Linked DNA regions of Mus musculus: region 2 is linked to region 1. Evidence: chromatin loops called from intact Hi-C (ENCODE). Cell type or tissue: heart. All regions are shown on one strand.

Region 1 (4,000 bases):
ATAACCACGTTTACCATGTGGCCCTGATGCCCCTCTTAGAGGTCAATTGGAAGGCTGGCAATGGCAGGAAGCAGGTGCCTAGTCACTTATGCTGGGGAAGTGGAAGGGGCCATTTGTGGCAAAAGATCCCAGGCTTCACTTCCAAGATGCAAGCTCAAAGCTAATATGATGAATTTAAAGATGGTGACAGGTTCTTGAGGGACCCCATTAACTGCACATCTGCTCTGGGATAGGCAGAAAAGAAAACCACCCATCAGGTAGGAGGGTAGGACTGGCCCTTTGAATCAAATGCAGCATGTTCCAGACGGGCCCAAAAGGAATTGGCAAAGCAGATGTGTGGCCTGGTAGGAGGTGGGGTACCAAGCTAGGAGTAGCTTCTGAGGGTAAAAAGGAACTGTCTGTTGCTAGAGGATGACACCAGTTTCTCTTTTCTCCAGCTAAATAACAACAGGAGAAAAAAAGAGAAAAAGAACAGAAAAGAAAAAGAAAAAGAAAAAAAACCCAAACCTAAAAACCGTGCCTTCCCCTCCTTCCCCCACATATACTCAGTCATCTTTGGCAAGAGAGCTTCCTGGCTGTTTTTGTAGACATATATTTTCAGCAAAAGCAGTTAAGATGTATGGCTTCCTTGCGTGCTTTAGATGACCACACCCTGGCCTGTTCACAGGACTGGCTCTCCCTCCCCTTCCCCTAAATCCTGTTTGAAGTCAATTCTGGGTAGGGGTGGTTTGGAGAATATACCCAGAGTTCCACATGCTAAAACTATAGTTTGCACAGAAATCTGCATTCCCCCCCCTCGCCCCAGGCTTGCTTATGAATCCTGGGCAAGTGGATTGTCCCCCAAATCTGGCATTTTGTCAAGTTTCTCCAGGCTTTAGGTCAATGCTAGATACAGGGTGGTGCGTAGACAGTGTTAGTCAAATAAATGCATGGATAAGTAAGTGGACAGAGTGGAAACGATCCTGAACACTCCAGTGACAGGGCCAGGAACCAAGAGAATCTGGAGGATGGGTCGAGTGGCTGGGGTCTAACCTCAGGACTATCATTACCTAGTTTTATAACATGGGCAGACCCAGGGCCCCCTCCTTTTCATAAGTAAGATAGCCCCAAGACTTTCCTTACTTGGTGATTAAAAAAAAAAAAACAAGCAGGGTGGCCTCCTTGTGTGCTTTAGATGACCACACCCTGGCCTGCACAGTAGGATTCCATGGGACAGCTGAGAGGGTGGATTGCTTTTTTGCATCCCAAGGTCAGGCCAGAGCCAGGGGCATACTCATCTTTGGCCATGAAACCGTTTAGGTACATTGGCTGCCTCAGGTATCTGCCCTGTACTGCATTGAGGTTGGTCTCACACTTATTCAGAGTTAAGAACCCCAGGTTCAGCTAGGAAGGGATGAGGAAGGTAGGCCTTAAGGGGTGGTGGACCCAGCAGGCTAGGTCGTACAATCCTGTACAAGCTCACCCAATCCAAATGCTGGAGACATCAGGCTGTTTCCTCTTGGCCAATAAAAATAGTCAGCACAGAGCTATCTGTATCCAGCCTATCATGAGGAAGAGCTCCCTAGTCATTATTCAGCATCTGTCCAATCAACAGTGTCGTGGCTGCCACGTCACCAAGGTCTTGGTAGGTGGCCTAGCCGTTGTCGCTAGGAGGAACAGTTGCCTCAGCACGTCTGCGCAGCTTTCCTTGCGGCGCCCCTCCGCGTGGTCTATGATGGTGCATTTTGGTCCAGTCAGGCCCGGTGTGGTCGGCCTCATTTTGGATTACTTCGGTGGGCTTCTCCTCGGCGTGGTTACGGTCTAGTACACCTTAGTGTGCTTTTCTCTGCATGGTCCTTCCCAGCGTGGCTCGTCTCAGCAGCGTGGTTTTCATCCGTGTGATCGTCCTCTGCATGGTTTTTCACGGTGAGGTCATATCAGCCAGCCACCAGCCTCAGCATATTTGTCCACAGTTCTTTTGGAGCTGCCTCTGCTCGGATCACTTGAGCACTACACCTCAGTCCCGACTAGCCATCCTCAGTGTGCTTTGCTCAACGCGATCCTCCTCAGTGTTTGTCCTGAGCCTAGACCTCCATGGTGAGGTCTTATCTTGTTTCGTCATGGTGGTCGGCGATATGGTCCGATCTGCCTCAGCAATTGGGTCACTTCCGTGTGGATCGTTTCAGCACGGATCACTCCAGCGCGGTCGGCTGCCTTGGCGCGATCCACTTGGCTTCTCAGCATTTTTTTTTAGCCTGCTGGGTTCTCTCAGTTTTTCTTCAACACGCTTCTTTTCCCTCTGTGTGATTCTACTTGGAGAGCTTTTCTGTTCAGCTTGGTTCCCAGCGCTTCTTTTTCTCGGCATGGTTCTCCTAGGTATGGTTTTTTTCTCAGCGCGGGTTTCTTCTCTGAGTCAGCACGGCACAAGTCGCAAGTCCGCGTGGCCGCGCTCATCATAGCCTCCCCCTCCTCGCGGCAAGCACTCACGGCCAGAAGCAGAGGTGATTCGTGCCGCGCTTTCGCGGCTGGGCTCCATCTTCGTTTTGCCGCAGTGGCTCCGTATTCGTTTTGCAGTTACGGCTCGGTCCTCGTTTCACGGCCGGTCCTCGTTTCACGGCCGTGGCTCAGTTCTCGTATTTTGCGTCCACGTCCCCATCTTTGTGGCCCAGGCTTACAGAAGCAGGGGTGGTCTTGAGGCCCTTTGAGCCCCGAGGTCGGTCGAGTCCCAAGGTGAGTGGCCTAGGACACCGGCTCAGGCCTTCGGATTCTAAACCCCGGGCCGAGTCAGAACGCACTGGAGCTGAAACCGAATCGGGTCTGGAGACCCCTGAGCTTTGTAGCCCGGTGTGGCCAGCACCAAGGTAGTGAGTGGAGTACGTGTTGTTATGTGGTAGCTGTTTTAATGCTGAGAGTGAGGGGCTCCGTTCGGAATGTTCGCGCATGGTGGGGGAAGGGTATCGTGGAACTGAGGCTGGGGAAGGCTGCTTATTCGGAGTTTTGAACCGAGTTGTGATCTAGCTCTTGGATCCGAGTTGGGTGTGTGTATGTGTGGGTCTACAGTGGTTCCGAGTCTAGAGTGGAGTCACGATTGGAATCGGGTAGAGATTCGGGTCTGGAGCCGACTCGGAATTCAGGTGTGGGGGATTGGGAACTTGGGGTGGAGGCCGCAGTGGTTGCAGTGGGTTCTTAACCTTCCTTGTGCTTTGACCCTTTAATACAGTTACTCATGTTGTGGTGACCTCCAACCATAAAATTAATTTCATTGCTACCTCATAACTGCAATGTTGCTACTGTTATGAGTCATTATGTAAATACCTGTGTTTTCCGATGGTCTTAGGCGATCCCTATGAAAGGGTTGTTCAAGCCTAAAGGGGTCACGACCCACACGTTGAGACCTGCAGAGTCAGAATCAGGTCTGAATTGGGGGAATAGCAGAACTGGGAGTTACCTCCAGATTTTCAGTTGGGATTTGATTCTTTTCTGTGGTTTTAAATTGAGATCCCAGAGGCTCAGGTCTCTGTTGGGGACCAGACTGAGGGTTTCTAGTTATATTCAGGACCTGACTGGGCAGTACAGTAAGAATTAAAGTTGGTTTTGAGTGTGAGCATAATGGTCTGAGGTAGGGATCAGGACTGAAGTATAAAGAGTCTGGTTTTTAACAAGTGGGAATCACATTTTGAGACATGGGGTCCCATGTGGGTCAGAGTTGATTTAAAGGACCAAGGCCAGGGCCCAAACCTTAGTCCTCCATTTTGTTGTTCTTGTTGGTCACATTCCCTTTTCTGTAAAATGGGGAGGAGTGCTTTCCGCTGTAACCTTTCTGGGCATAAAAGGGAGTAAGTAATTCATAGAGGTAAAAATAGTCTTATCTTAAATGATTAAAAAGTGTAAAATATTTCTCAATAGTAATAAGGACAAATAATATGCATTTAACAATCTTTTCTCATACCGTGTGCCCTTTGTTAGGCACTACCAAAAAGGAACCTTTTCTGTTCTGTTCCCTAGAGCTTGCCCCACCCAG
Region 2 (4,000 bases), 190 kb after region 1:
CCTCCTGAAGGTGATGGAGATGAGATCCCTCCCCCTAGTGTCTGAGCAAACCACATGCTGTACCCAGCAGGGTCCTCCCAGCTTACTTACCCCTCCCTCTTTGTAACTAAACTCCATGGGCAGCCAGGGCTGGGCAAGATTCACCGACCACCACTCAGGAGCTAGCATCTCTCTCCCTCTCCTTGACAAAGAAGATCTTAGACCACCAATCTAGAAGCCACCAGGGCTCAGTGGCTCCTGGCTCCTGGCTCCTGGCTCCTGGCTCCTGAGGAGGCTGGGCAAAGGCAAGCTCTGCTGAGCAAACTTCCCGAGGGCTGAACAATCCAATTCAGGAAGAAAGCACAGTGTAAGCACAGACTTCCTCTGGGGCAGGACAAGCCCTCTTCCTCCACCAGGTCCAGGCCACCAGAGTCAGGAACTTAACAACGCTCATTCTAATGACCTGCATCCCCAGGAGGATTCCATGCAAGTGTCTGAAGGCTGCCCACCTTGGCAAATGGGGCTCCTGCACAAAAAGGTAACAGAGTAGCGGCTTCTCCAGCACCTTTCATCTCAGGGATCTTAGGATCCAGCAGGCAAGTTATAGAAAGCAGCAAGCCATGTTTGCTAGACATTCCTACAGTGGTTAAGGTTAAGGCCCTTTGGGGTCTTTATGCCCTGAGAAAAGCCCACTCCTGCTGCAAACACATGCAGTGCCTCCATCCTCGAAAGACCAGCAATGAAGCCTCAGGGGTCCTGGCACTTTGGGAGGTAAGGCAGGGGGTTGGGTGGCCTTAAGGACATACCAAGAATGCCAGTGGGGACAGGGTGTCCAGAGACTTGCCCTGGATACCCTGGGCAATCGTCTCCCTTTGCAAGGCAAACAGCCATCCGAATTCACTTTTGTGAGCCTGGTTCTTGCTGTGCCTCAGAGGCATAAACAGACCTCTGGACAACCAGTGGAGGTCCTCCCCTGCCCAGGTGGCAAGACTAGCCACAAGGAGGTCACCTAGTGGAACATCTAAAGCAATTAGCTGCGGGGTCGGTTGAGTAGAATCCTGAGCCAGAGGCTGGCAGGGCACCAAGAAACTAGGCAGCCAGGAAGTGCTGCCTCGAGGTGGCCAGGGGAGGCAGCAAGGAGGGCAGCCAGCCCATTCCTGGAGATGACTTTCTGTGACCCTGCCCTTGAAAAATGAAGTGCCCTGCCCCTCTCAGGCAGCCTGTGAGAATAAGAGCCACCTGGTAGCAGTGAGGGCCAGGTGCAGCTCAGCTCCCTCTCCTGTTCCCTAAAGCAGGTGCTGTTCTCGGACAATGTCTACTGGGCTCGCTCAGGGCATCAAGCCTGCTTTCATCAGCCTGGGTTATTGAAGCTGTGGGCACTCCCTGTGGACATCTTGGGCAACACCAGTGCACCTGCTAATCTATCCTGTTGCTCTGAGTGCCTAAGACACAGACACCAGCCAAGGCCTGGATGGGCTTGCACACAGACACCAGTCACTCCTGGAGGCTCCTGAGTCTCTCTTGTCACAACTGACCCACACCAAAAGGTCGGCTTCCAGCTTGCTTACTCCTCCTGTAGAGACTAACATCTAAGCGCTGTCCCTCTATCCCAAGTGAATGCCCTGGGGGATCTCCTAGGTTGGTGTACTGCAAGTGTCCCCCTCCACAAGCCACAGCAGAGTCCCTGAGTTTAAGGGACCGACTCTCAGTCTGGTTTCTGCTTTCTGTGATTAGCCCTTCCTTGCCTCCCCTAGGGTCATAGTGGCACCAGCCCTAAGAGTCGTGCGTGCAGGGAGGTTACTCACACGGTGAAGTGGTACACGAAACACTTCCAACCCGTGGGGCGCTCGAGGAAGTTGTAGACTCGGCCCTGGATGTGGGTGCGCGCCAGCAGCGGGCGGCGCGCACTGTAGATGGAGACCCGCGGGTCAAGGCTCACCCGCGGACGTGGGCCGAGGTCTGCAGGGGCCGGGGCGGGCGACACTGGGGTCGACATGGGGGGCGCGAGCCCGGGGGCTCCGGTTGGCGCGATGGGCGCATAGACCGTGCTGCCCTCAGGGCCACCTTCGGCCAGCTCCAGTGAGAAGGGACACTTCTTGACCACCGCGCTGCCCCGCCGGGCGCCTAGCAGGCGGCTCCAACCCGCGCGCTTCCTTTCAGCACTGGGCGGGGACGAGGCCGTGTCCATGGCCAGACAGGACCCCTGACCCCGCTGCTCCTCGGAGCTGAGGTGAAGGCAGCGCAGAGCGCAGGGCGCAGCGCGGGTAGCCACTGCTGCCAGCCCAGCCACGGGGGGCCGCTGTCTGCTCCGCCTGGGGGCGGGGGCGGGGTTGGTCCCCGGGGATGGCATGTCCCGCCCCCAGGACGCCCCGCCCCTGGGCGCCACCGCGCGCCTACCTGCGGCCTTGCTCAGCCAGCGGGTTACCTGCTCCGCCAAGCCAAGTCAGGCTATCTCCGCGTTCCGGGCTGGGCGCACCTGCTGGGCGCACGTGCTTCCCCGCACCCCGAGGACCGCCCGCCTGCTTGGCTCTAGGGTCCTCCAACCTGGGACCAGCAGATACCACCACCACGAATCACAAGCACCCTTTTTCTCGCTATCTGAACCTACCCTAGAGAGGGAGCGGGAGGCAGAAAAGGGCATCCCAGGCCACGCATGGACACTTTCCGGCACAGAATGAGGAAGTGTTAGCCCAGCGGACACTGAGCACCCTTGGGTGTCCAGAAGCCTCTGTTGGCGGCGGAGAATGCGAAAATCTCTTCCCAGTAGTTAATCGCAGCCCATAAGACAGCGGGATGGAGGAGATGGGAACAGACCAAGAGTGGTGCTCACTAAGAGTGGGGTCAAAGGCAAGTGCTAGATTGCGGGTTTTACAGGTAGACACCGCCCGCGGGGCTGCCTGAGCGTTTACATGTTTACACTCCCTTTAAGTTTGTACCTCTCCAGAGTGACACAGAAGGAGCTTTATGTCCCGTGGTGGTGTGAGGATAGTCAGAAGGTTTGTGCAGCTGGCTCTTGCTACACTGGCCTTTGTGTGGGATGGAAGGGCACCTGCATCCCAGGACAATTCCAAAATCCCATTCTCCTGTGATCCGCCACACCCACCTCTCACACCACTCACAAGAATAACTTTCAGATACCGTCCTGTTAGCTTCAGTTGTCAACTTGACACAGCCTAGGGTCATCTGAGAAGGGAATCAGTAGGAGGACTGCCTAAATTGGATTAGACTGTGGGTGTGTCTGAGGAAGATTGTCTTGATTGTCTTAGTTGATGTGGGAAGACACAGCCCACTGTGGGCCGTGTCTGTTTCCTGGGCAGGTGGGCCTAAGCTATATAAGAAAGGTAGCTGGGCATGAGCCTGAGAACAAACAAACAAGCAAGCAGCGCTCCTCTGGGTTTTCTGCTCAACTTCCTTGGTTGTGAATGAGTTCTTTGATGGGAGTTGGTGCTATGTAGAATATTGAGCAGGCCTGCCTCCAGGTTCCTGGTTGAGGTCCTTCTCTGGCCCCCCTTTGAAGATGGGCTGTAATTGGTAAGCTGAAATAAACCCTTTCCTCACCCAAGCTGCTCTTGGTCCTGGTGTTTATCGCAGTGATGGAAGGATACGAGAACAGGTGGATCAAAGGCTTTGGTGAAAGCTGTGCAGAAAGAACAAAGGTGAGGGGCCATTGCTATAACCAGAGGTAGAGTGTGTGCCTGGTGTATGCAAGGACCTAGGTCTGATGAGGATGTGGGGGAAGAGCACCTGCCTCAAGAAACTGTCACTAAGGAAAACATTTCCAACTGTGCTGTGAAATCCGGAAGCGGCAGATAAAGCAGAAAGTTGCCGCAGGGGAAGTAGGAGATAGGAGACAAGGCCGTTTTCACCACCACAGGCAAAGGATTAATAATAATCATTCATACATAAGGACCATCTAAAGCCTGGGCAGACTGCCGCAGCCAGTGCTGTGGGAGAGTGGGCTGAAAACAGGATCCGAACACAGGGAAAGAGGCATGCAGCCTTGGTGCCTCAGGGGGAAAAC

Evidence for each region. Peaks named below come from ENCODE experiments on the same cell type or tissue, not always from the same donor. Only the 100,000 strongest peaks of a DNase experiment are listed, where the experiment ranks them.
Region 2: it touches region 1 in a loop (2.5-fold over the local background); 1 of 42 quality-filtered maps calls a loop at or near these places.

The regions. Positions count from the first base shown.
Region 1 is chr7:143,294,198-143,298,197 of GRCm38, reverse strand. The region is part of intron 11 of Kcnq1 (potassium voltage-gated channel, subfamily Q, member 1); the gene reads right to left. Kcnq1ot1 (KCNQ1 overlapping transcript 1) reads left to right here and starts at 1,651. Exons shown (of 1, transcript NR_001461.5): 1 at 1,651-4,000. In heart, a CTCF peak has its summit at 1,664; DNase peaks (open chromatin) are centred at 1,507 and 2,620; H3K4me3 peaks cover 2,723 bases; H3K27ac peaks cover 2,838 bases.
Region 2 is chr7:143,105,526-143,109,525 of GRCm38, reverse strand. It overlaps Kcnq1 (potassium voltage-gated channel, subfamily Q, member 1), which reads right to left and starts at 2,272. Exons shown (of 16, transcript NM_008434.2): 1 at 1,785-2,272. The coding sequence starts at 2,167. In heart, CTCF peaks have their summits at 1,119 and 2,257; DNase peaks (open chromatin) are centred at 65, 335, 1,075 and 2,145; H3K4me3 peaks cover 2,571 bases; H3K27ac peaks cover 2,692 bases; H3K27me3 peaks cover 3,107 bases.